Linked DNA regions of Homo sapiens: region 2 is linked to region 1. The links are chromatin contacts, found by Hi-C or POLR2A ChIA-PET in ENCODE. All regions are on one chromosome and are shown on one strand. Each heading gives the region's core, a stretch centred on a gene start or an enhancer-like site at or near the end of the contact. The rest is flanking DNA. Distances are from core to core; before and after follow the strand shown.

Evidence for each region. Hi-C counts contacts between places; a loop is a spot of excess contacts on that map. ChIA-PET counts read pairs that join two places held with the same protein, here RNA polymerase II (POLR2A). Pooled maps may share reads with other maps.
Region 2: a loop to region 1 is called in a map of naive thymus-derived CD4-positive, alpha-beta T cell, with 14 times the contacts of the local background. The contact joins the promoter of SHISA3 here to the promoter of PHOX2B in region 1. A Hi-C loop is called at or near these places in 1 of 168 maps with a recorded cell type or tissue (naive thymus-derived CD4-positive, alpha-beta T cell) and 5 of 50 pooled maps. POLR2A ChIA-PET finds 5 or more read pairs at or near these places in 1 of 52 experiments (OCI-LY7).

What each region holds. Positions count from the first base shown.
Region 1 is chr4:41,746,693-41,751,871 of GRCh38, reverse strand. PHOX2B (paired like homeobox 2B) reads left to right here and starts at 3,147. Exons shown (of 3, transcript NM_003924.4): 1 at 3,147-3,502; 2 at 4,336-4,523. The coding sequence starts at 3,262. PHOX2B-AS1 (PHOX2B antisense RNA 1) reads right to left here and starts at 3,523. Exons shown (of 4, transcript NR_187403.1): 1 at 3,286-3,523.
Region 2 is chr4:42,395,274-42,400,452 of GRCh38, reverse strand. It overlaps SHISA3 (shisa family member 3), which reads right to left and starts at 2,965. Exons shown (of 2, transcript NM_001080505.3): 1 at 2,120-2,965. The coding sequence starts at 2,396. RefSeq lists silencers at 1,452-1,501, 3,142-3,221 and an enhancer at 2,028-2,917.

The DNA of each region.
Region 1 (5,179 bases), core at 1,898-4,397:
AGAAGGCTCACGGCACCCCGACCCGGGGCGGCCGGCAGCAGGGGGCGCCCGGCAGCAGGGGGCGCCCAGAGAGGGCTGGCGAGGCGTTCCGGAACCGCGGGACGGGAAGGGACCCCAGGACCGGGAGGGACAGAGCCCCGGGCCTGCCCCTTGACCGCCCCCCGGGCACCCTCCCCGGCCAAGCACTTCCCTTGCCAGCGCCCTTCGGCTGAGACCTCGCCCAGATCCCTTAGCTTCTCCTTTTGACACCCTCTGATGCCCCGTCAGCATCCAGGTCCCCTGAGGTGCCCACTGAACTCCCCACCCCAACACTCCCTTTCGCTCAGGAAGTGCCTCTGTGCACCACCTAAATTTCCAAGTTCCACATCTTCACCTAAGAGCAATCCTCAGAAACTGGCAACATGAACCCCTCTACTCCGAGCTCCCAGCACTTTTTAGGTCCTAGTCTCGCCTCCTCCCCAAAAGCTAAAGGGGCCTGGGAACTGTCAGCAAACTAGGACCCACGGCGAAATTGCCCTGCCCTGCACTCGACTAGGGCGTAGGGATCAGGCCCAGGGCGCACAGCGGTGGCGCGGCACCCGGCCGTAGCTTCCGGAGTAGAGCGCGCGCTCTGCACCACGCGGAGACACACCCCAGGTGCAGTAAGGCTCTAGTGCCAAGCGGGGTGTGAACCTGGTTACTGTCAAAAATAGGCCTTGGAGCCGAAATTCATCACCTCCTGACCACCCCTGGTCACTCTCTTCTGCAGGGAAACGCGCTTAAACCCTACAGCAGAGGAGCGGGCTGGCGGTGGACACCCCGGCCTGTGCTCCCTACATCCACATCTCCTGAGTGCAGGCCTCGGCGGCAGAGTTGCGTTCAGAAAACCAGCAAGCACATCCCCCAACCCGAAATCCGAGGGAACGAAGAAACTTGGACGATCTCAGCCTTGTGCTTGACAACCTATCCCCCACCTCCCTTAAGTGGTTGGGGAGGGGGATGAGCGTGGGGGAAATTCCATGTGTGGAGTCCAAAGGGATACAGCCACCTCCCGGCCCAAATGCAAATTCATATTCATGAGAGCGGGATAAATAAAGACAAATCTCCGCTGTAATAGCACTTGGATTCGCATCCGTCTTTGCTGGCCTTTAGGTTTAGGGGACTGAAGACAGATGTTTGCATCCCTTTTCTCCTCTTGTCTGGTGACCATAAAGAAAAACCATTTAGAGCGTTGCAATTTGTTTCCCGCCGCAGTAAAACCTTGTATACATTTATTTTCATTTCACCCCCGTGCACAAAAAAGTGCACACTGGTCACCAAGGGCCCTTCTTTATCAAATACGCATTGTACAACATACAACTGCAATAAAACTATCAGCCCTCCCCATAAAACTATCACCAGGATCCTCGGTAGGTCCGGCTCCCTGCACTCCCGACTTTAGCGCTTCCTCACGCCCCGAGGATTTGCAACCACCTGAAACGAGCCTGAAACTCACCCTGCAAAGAAGCACAAGGCTGGGGGACCGCTGTCCCCGTTTAATCCATTACTGCGTCCGCGGCAGTTTAGTGCGCAATAAAACACGGTGGCAGGGGAGAGCGGGAGCCCATCCACTCCCCGGCACTAGCATCGAATTAAACCACTTAGTTTGGCAAACACTGAACGCCTAAATGCCCCTATAAAGACTTTATGAGTTTGTTACTTTAATTACTGACTTGTTACAGAGCACATAAAGGGGGTAATGAATGCAATAAAACTAATTATCTACACATTTAATTCATATAAAATATCCAGGGTTTGTTTACACCACACGGCGATTCAGCTAAGCTTTCCCCCTCTTGTCCACCGAGAGGAAGGATTTAATGAAATAGTTTCCCTTATTCTGCTAGGGCCTAACAAACCAAATGAAAATTACCCTCCGCTTAAATCATGGGGCCACTGAAGTCCACAAATCACTGCTCGCTCCTTTGTCTGTGCCTCGCTGCCAGCACCCAAAAGCCTGAGGAATCGGACAAGAAAGGTGCCCGACCTGGAGCCCTTGCCTGGGCATTTACATGGCAAGAATTTCCCTCACTACAGTCCGCAAACCTAAAAGGCAAACAGACACAATCCCCGGGTCTGTGGAGGATTGTGGGCACCTGAAAAAAAAAAAGAGGCGAGAAAGAGGGAGAGCGCCCGAAAGAGATGAAAGAGGAGATACATTTGGGTACACTTCATGCTCGCTTGCCAGTTATGGTGTAATTAAAACGAACAACCTCACAGAAACTCAAACCAACCAAGGCTTGCGCTAATGCAAACAGACAGAACTGAGAGCAAAGAACACAACGGTCGAGAATCCAGATGTTTCACATTCGAAAGCTTTCCTCAGATTTTTTTATTATTATTTTTAAGTGGCTGTATACCCTGAGTCTCTTGAAAGCACATTTAGCTGCAAGAAGAAATGCAATTTATAAGATGCTTTCTCTCTGTCTCTCTTTTTTTTAACCCCCTCTACCAGGTGTATTTTTAAAGAAATCCGCTTATCGTTCACATAAACCCCCTTGGCCCACTTACTCTATGTTACAGGGCGCCTGAGTCTTGCCAATGTCCCAGTCCTTTATAACATTTCATGCACTTCGGGGGGTAGGCTTGTTGTTAAATTGAGCGTGTAACACTCTTACAAAACAGGTTTTCTATGACATCAAGGTTTCTTCTCCCTAACCGAGGGGGAAAAAAAGAAGAGGACGAAGAAGGGGGAAAACACACACACTATCTCAATTTATGCCTAAGGTATATGATCAGTTAAAAAGGCTTAAAAGCTCGGGGAAATTGGATCAGGGAGAATCGTCACCCAACTTTCATTATTTCCAAGTAGTGTGATTGAATTAAAGGGCAGGGAGCTGGTTAGAAGGGAGGATCAGGGGCTCGGTGCGTAATGGTGTGGTATTAAATTCTAATTAGAGATGCAGGAATCAATGATAGGGAGGTTGGACAGCTCAGTTCCCCAGTGCCAGCCCAATAGACGGATGAGTTATTGTCATGTAAAAAGCGCCAGCAATAAGACCAACCGCTTTGCTATTGTCCAAGTGGAAAGAGCCAAGTTTATTATGAGGACTATATGCTCTAGAGACCTCAGACAAGGCATCTCATAGGAGGCTTTTTCATAAAACTAGGCTCTGCTGGTAGTAAGGAGGCCAGTTTGGAGGCAGGCGTTGAGCTGTGCACATCTCCCCACTCCAGCCACCTTCTCCATATCCATCTTTTATTTCATTTTTCCACTTGGCTGAGCCATCCAGAACCTTTTCAATGTATAAAATGGAATATTCTTACCTCAATTCCTCTGCCTACGAGTCCTGTATGGCTGGGATGGACACCTCGAGCCTGGCTTCAGCCTATGCTGACTTCAGTTCCTGCAGCCAGGCCAGTGGCTTCCAGTATAACCCGATAAGGACCACTTTTGGGGCCACGTCCGGCTGCCCTTCCCTCACGCCGGGATCCTGCAGCCTGGGCACCCTCAGGGACCACCAGAGCAGTCCGTACGCCGCAGGTAAGGACCTTCAGCTTTCTCAGCGGAGGAAGCCGCCTTTCCGCCCGTATATAGGAAGCCTTGATTGCATTTGAAAATGGAAATGTGTTTAGTATTTACCAAACGAAATTTGCTTACACAAATGAAAGAATTTATCACGTTAGAAGCGATTGCAGGGAGGGGTAATTCACTTACAGGGTTACACTATCCTAGTCACACCCGAACCGCCAACAAAATTATCTTAAGCTGCCAAAATGATAGGCATAATTTATTTACTTTGCGATGAGACGTAAAGCTTAGAAAATAATTAAATAACAAAGAGTAAAGCTCATTACTGGCAGTGTCTCTTTTTTTAAGAACCGACAGCGGCTCACACCTCTTTGGCTGGTCATTTTTATGATTATTTCTTTAATTTATTATTATTTTTTTGCAGCTCTTTCCCCCAACTTTTGAGCCGGGTCAACTTTCTGAGAATTGAAAAGTTCCCAAAGTGGGACTGTTTGGTAACTTCTTTCCTGGCTCCCTGATATTCCGACTGATGTTTTTGGATTTTTTTCCTCTCTGGTTTTTTCCTGCTGAAAGCACTATCTCAAGTCCGTCACATCGCGCTGTTTCAATCCACCCAAAGGCGCTTGTGCCAGAAAGGACTCCGCCAAGCCCGAAGTTTGAGCCCAGGTTTCCGCAGATAACAAATTTCCTCGGTTTCTTCCCGCAGCTTCTCTCGGCAACTCTCTCGCGCGGGTGTAGGTAGCGGCTGCCGTATGACCTGACCTTGGAGTCCTCACATTCTAGCTCCACGGCCGGCGAGCTGCCGGCTGATTTGCTCACTTTCTGTCTCCTCTGTCATACTCTAGTTCCTTACAAACTCTTCACGGACCACGGCGGCCTCAACGAGAAGCGCAAGCAGCGGCGCATCCGCACCACTTTCACCAGTGCCCAGCTCAAAGAGCTGGAAAGGGTCTTCGCGGAGACTCACTACCCCGACATCTACACTCGGGAGGAGCTGGCCCTGAAGATCGACCTCACAGAGGCGCGAGTCCAGGTACGCGCGCCTGGAAACCGACCCCGCTCCGCCGCACTGGTCCGGGGAGGTGTGGGGTGAGGGGCGGCTGGTGAAATTCGAAGTCCTGGAGCCTCGAGTGAGAAGGACCTAGGGCCCCATGGCCGATCAGAAATACTGGATTTGGTGTGGCTGTGCGTTCGAGAGAGGCTTAGAGCGCACGCTCTTGGCATTTTATTTACAGTTGCGAAGTGTTTCCCACCCGAGCAGAGACATGGGGGGCCTTGGGACGTGGATGAGCGATGCAATTTCGGGGACAGGAAGTGCCTGTGGTGGAAGGTGTGCAGACTTTGCTCCCGTATTATAAGTTTTTCCTTCTCCCCTCCCGCCCCCCAAAAAAATGCCTCCTAACTCAAGTGCTTTTAACCTGGCCCCATGGCATATAGGTTCATTTTCCCGGAAACTGTGACTTGCATCAGATTTGCAAAGGGTCTGTGACTTCATGAAGGTCAAGAACCATGACTTACTCCAACCTGTTAAACACAGGTGCGCTCACGAGTTGGCCACAGCGCCTCTCTGGGTGAGCCCCCGACCGAGAAGCGGTGCGCACCATCGCACGCTCTTCCAGGCTCAAAGGCCGGGGATGGGCAGCGGAGCAAACCCAGAGAGGATCCCTTTTCCTTCTACCAATTAGAGTT
Region 2 (5,179 bases), core at 1,716-4,215, 650 kb before region 1:
ACTGTGTCTCCTACCATACACCACAAATTGCCAGCTCTGGCTGCTTCTTTCCAGGAAAGATTTGGAATACCCACTCCAGCTGCCGTGCCTCTCAATTCCCATCCAAGCCTGGGAAGTCAGACTGAACTTTAGATAGATCACCAGGCAATTCTTGGTGTCCACGGCCCAGACTTTCTATAAAAGCATCCCTCAAACAGAGCAAACTCCAATTTCCTTCTCTCTCTACAAGGCAGACATAAAATTCCCAAGCCCGGAGGCATCCCCTTGGGCAGTTCTCCAGGTCTCTCCCCTGATAGAGCCGTGCTAAGACGCAGCCTCCAGCTTACAGGTAGAAGAAAGAAAGCCTGCATTGACTAAGTCCCTACTGTGTGCCTGGCTCTTTCTTATTCATTATCTGATTAAAGTCTCTTGGAGACCCTGTGAGATGGACATGATAAGCTCCATTTTCCAGATGTGGAAATACATCAGAGAAGTTTGCGCATTCCCACAGACAGAGCTAGTGAGGGACAGGTAACTATCAATTATTTGTGGGCTACTAGGCGTAAGCTCTTCTGTGTCCCTCCCATTCTCCCTTGTTTACTAGCACCAGCGTGCAAGGCAAGGCAAAGGTAAGTAACTACCATTTACTGAGCCCTGCGCTCCAGCATTCATACACTCTCACGTCACCAACAACTTAACTCCTTTGAGAGCAATATGCCCACTTTAGAACTGAGAAGAGGTATCCAGAGCAGTTAAGTAACTTGCCCAAGTTACACCGCCGGCAAGTGACAGAGCCAAGGTCCATCAGGGTTTGCCTGATCCCAGACTCAGTGAGTGTGGAGACTGCCTCTCCCTTCTGCTGTCCTCTGGCATCCGAGCCGAGTAGGGAGCGCAGAGGAAGCCCGTGCTGCAGACTGGGCAATTGCACTTACTCCCAGAGGGCAGCTGGGTCCCCCAGGGTGAGCGAGTGAAGCCGTGGGGAAGAGTCTATATTTTTCTAACAGGCCAGGAGGGCCTAGATTTCCCTACTTTCCGCTGAGCATCTTTTCTCCAGAACTACTTCCAGAATCCTCTAGATTGGAAATGTTGACCCCCAACATTCACCCTCTAGTGGAGCACTAATGGAGGGCAGACTCCCCTGTCCTCTGGGTTATCAGTTTGCGGGGAGGGGCCGTTGGGGAACCCTTAATGATCTCTCCAGCCTCTCTTCCCTTTCCCGGCGACCTTCTCTTGCGGGCTCCAGACCTCGGCTCTCTGGAGTCCTGGGGTGTCACCCGCTCTCAGCTCCGCCCGCTTCTCCGGTTTCCCTGGCCATAAAACCCTCGCCTCAAGCTCTAAAGCGTTTCCCTGATGTTCCGATTCAGGTGGAAAACTTTTTTTCAAGGTGTAAATTTTCTCTGCTGGGGTCGTGATTTATTCCGCTCTGAAGTCAGCGGAAATTTGACCCGTGTTTTCCGAAGTGAGAATAGGGGGCGGGGAAGCCCCTTCGACCCTTGTTTCTAAATCTCCACCTCGAAGACCTGGGCATTTCTGAAAGGCGTGACAATAGGGGGTGGGCCGGAGAGGGTAATTCGATGCAGAGAATTGAAAGGAAGTCTGCAGAACGGGGCCGTGGCTTAGAAACGCTATCATTAAGACAGAAAAAAAAAGTGACTGGGGTTTCTTAGCCCTGAAGGGCTGCAAATGAGCGCGCGACAAGAGTCGCGATTCCCTGCATTCGGCACTTCCCGAAGCTCCCGAAGTGACAAGGGCGAGCAATGGGACACCCTCGGCCCCTCCACCAAAACCCAAGTCTACCCTGGCTTTACCCGCACTACCCTTCTCCCGGGAGCTCCAGCTGTCTTCCCCCCGGCTACCAGGCACAAGCCCCGCGCTCCTCACTGTCCCTGGCAAACTTTCCCTGCGGGCCGACCCGCAGAGACCGCAAGTGGCGGGAAGCGGGACTGCAAATGAATAGAGGACCATGATCTGAAACGCGACCACCCACTCATCCCTTGATTCCCCCACCCGGCCGCGTCCCCCTGGCGCACAGACCCAGGAAGGCGCATAGACCTGCCTGGGTCTGTGCATCCTCCCGCGCACACATGCAGCCGCCGCCGTTAGGCGGGCGGGGATATGTCCCCGAGGGCCCCGCACTTACGCGCAGTGATGCCTGGGTGCTCCAGTTCGCGGCGGTCGTTGGTGCAGCCGCCCTGCTCCAGCCTGGCGTCGGCCGCGGCGCAACAGTAGCGGAGCGCGCAGGAGCCGCAGCAGATGGTAGCGTCCAGCGTGTCGAAGTCCTCTGGGCACTGGAAGCCCTCGTGGTAGTTGCCCTGCACGTCCACCCAGCCGTGGCAGTACTCTCCGGACTGCTGGGCGCCCGCCGGGCCCCAGCGCAGCCAGCCAAGGAGAAGGCAAAGCGCCAGCAGTGCCCTCATCGCCACTGGGCTCCCTGGGCGGCCGGGAGCAGGACGCAGCTGGAAAGCGAAGGGCTGAGCCCGGGCTCAGGGCGCACAGCGATTCCGCCTCCCCAGGGACACGTCGCAAGCTGCTGGCCCCGGCGGCCGAAGCCAGTCCTGCGTGGGATAGCAGGGGCCGGGGAGGCGACAGGGGCTGCACTACGAGTTCCGCAGGCCGGGAGTCAGCATGGTGCGCGGGGCGAGTTGGCGAGGGCCTGCGGGAGGCGCCGGCAGAGGCAGTTGCTGGGGCTGTCGCTGCCGCCCTTCGCCCGGCTCATAGCGCTCCCCGCGCGAGGGGCGCGCCAACCCCCCGGCCACCTCCCTCCCCACTCCTCAAGGGAGCCATAGCGCCCGGGGCTGCCAACTCCAGCGCCGCACAGAGTCCCAACCTGTGGCGATCGCCGGGTCCCGAGAGGAGCCGGAGGAAAAGAATTTGTTCCCCACGTGCGAGTACCCCAGACAGGCGGCCGCTCAGCCCCAGCCCCTATCTGTCACAGGAGCAGGAGTCAGCTCCGCCGCGGCCAAGTACAAACGGCCGCGGGGTTGCTGACAGCTCTGCCCGCAAGGCGTCTTTTAAAAAGGAAGAGGGAGGAGGAGACAATGAGGGTTAAGAAAGAGTCCGCCCTCCCGGATCGCGCCTCTGGAGCTAATCACAGCGGGTGCGGCGCGGGCCGAGGGTCCTCTGCGCTTTCTGGTTCGCGCTCCATCCTCCGCCTCCCCCCGGCCACCCCCGCCCATGCCGCTCCCCCAGGACTTGACTCTCAACCTGAAGATATCAGACCCTCCCCTCCCCCGCCGCACACCCCAACTCTCTCACAGCCCGGAAATCTCTGCAGAGTGACGTTGAGGGCTGCCGAATTCCCGCGTTTATCCACGCACGTGGGCGCGCGAGTGGAGACGCTGGATTTACTTTTCAATGGATATAATGCATGAATGCGGTGCAGTCATTGAAGTTTGTCGAATCATCTGTGCCCTGTTGCACAGACTCAGACTCGTTCCTGGGATACCGCTTCTAAAGGTTCAGGACCGAGAACATGGTTTTTAGGTGTCGCCAACATGTGCTGAGCTTTCCACCTACGTTTCCACTTTTTCTGGGAGGAACGGCACATTTTCACAAGCACACACACACACACACTCGCACTTTTTCCGCCGGCTGAAGGATTGCCGGTCACCTCTGCCAGCCAAGGCCAGCTCGCAAAACCTCAAAGAGCACGACTTCTCCGTTCACGCCCGCAAAGGAAATAAAGGAGCAAAATTAATGATAATTGAGCAGAACTGAACTTCTGTTCAGGGAAAGAAACACATTTATTTAAATGATGTGTCCCCTGTGGGCTATTTTCAGGGGCACTGCTCCGTTAGCGGCCTAAGTGCCTTATGAAACTGGTGTTATGTGAAACCTGGGCCAAACGCAAGCATTTATTTTGACTGCATCCTGAACTTCCAATCATCGTCTATTGGTATGTGTGAATATGTTCGGTGTATCTCGGCTTATTTGTCAAACAAGCTGCATACCCGTGTCCCTGAGTTAGATGTCGGCAAGTTGAGTGAAACAAAAGGAACAAAGTGTTCTCAGCTCCAGCGACACAAGGTGCGCGGTCAAACGCATTTATCACGTTCGCAGCTTCCTGATGAACCGAGTCGATTCCGGAGAAACTTTTTTAAAAATCTCCTATTAAAACGATTTCTTTTTTTTTTTTTTTTATCTAAGTTAAAGTATATTCCAATTAAATAATTACTTCTGATTTCTAATTTTAGGTATTGGGATTAGCATTTAGTTATGTGGCTGCTGAAAATACATGTCCATTTCACACGTTAAGTGGGACCGTGTAAATATTTAACTTTATTGCTCTCTTAGAGTTACATATTTCTTAGGACAATACGAAGCTATTAAGTAAAAACAAATTAAGTTGGAGCTTTCAATAACAAACAATGAAACAGTTTTTTAGTTAAATAGTTTAAGCATATGGGAAATTGTTTTGCAGAAATTTCTTAGATATTGGGTTTTTTATTTACAAAAAAAAGGTCTTGCCAGACTTAATCTTTTTTTTAACTCTAGTTGTTTTTTAGGAGTGTTGTTTCAATTGTATATATATCCTGAGCAATTACAGGAAAATGTCACTTAGAAACACAGCAAAAATGAGATATAGTGATTATAATCAGATGATAAAAATTATGACATGTTTACTGCTAATAACTTTCCCAGAACCACACCTTTTAATATTAGTTTTTGTTAAAATTTAGAGGAATTTCATTACGTCATAACTGCATAAAGTTCTGCTGCAGCAGCAACCTTTGCTGGTCCCCCAAGGGTCAAGTTTCTCTCATTATCCAGCTGTTCTTTGATAGCATTAATATTTTAAGGAGTGATTTGTTGGCACTTACCTCCCATTAATTACATTCTCCATGCCACAGTGGGATTCTTTTTCCTGGAGACACCAGCTATAATTAATTCCCTCATTCAAAGCTCCTGTCTACTTGACTTATTTAGAGGGCATTTTACCCAAATTTAGTTGGATGATGTTTACTAATGGAAAGTAACCAAACCTCCAAATTACTTGATCCTTCGTAGATCTGACTTGTGTGAACAGTAAACAACTGTGCACCATGCTTCAGATCTAGGTCCTCATCCTAAGCACCTTTAAAACCATTACAACAATCAGCTTCAGGAGTTTGCCTGGGCGAGGGGTTGGGGGGAGGCAGTGATATGTTTGGTTTCTTGTCATAGAAGATCTCTGCAAACTTTCCATTGTCAAATTTTAACT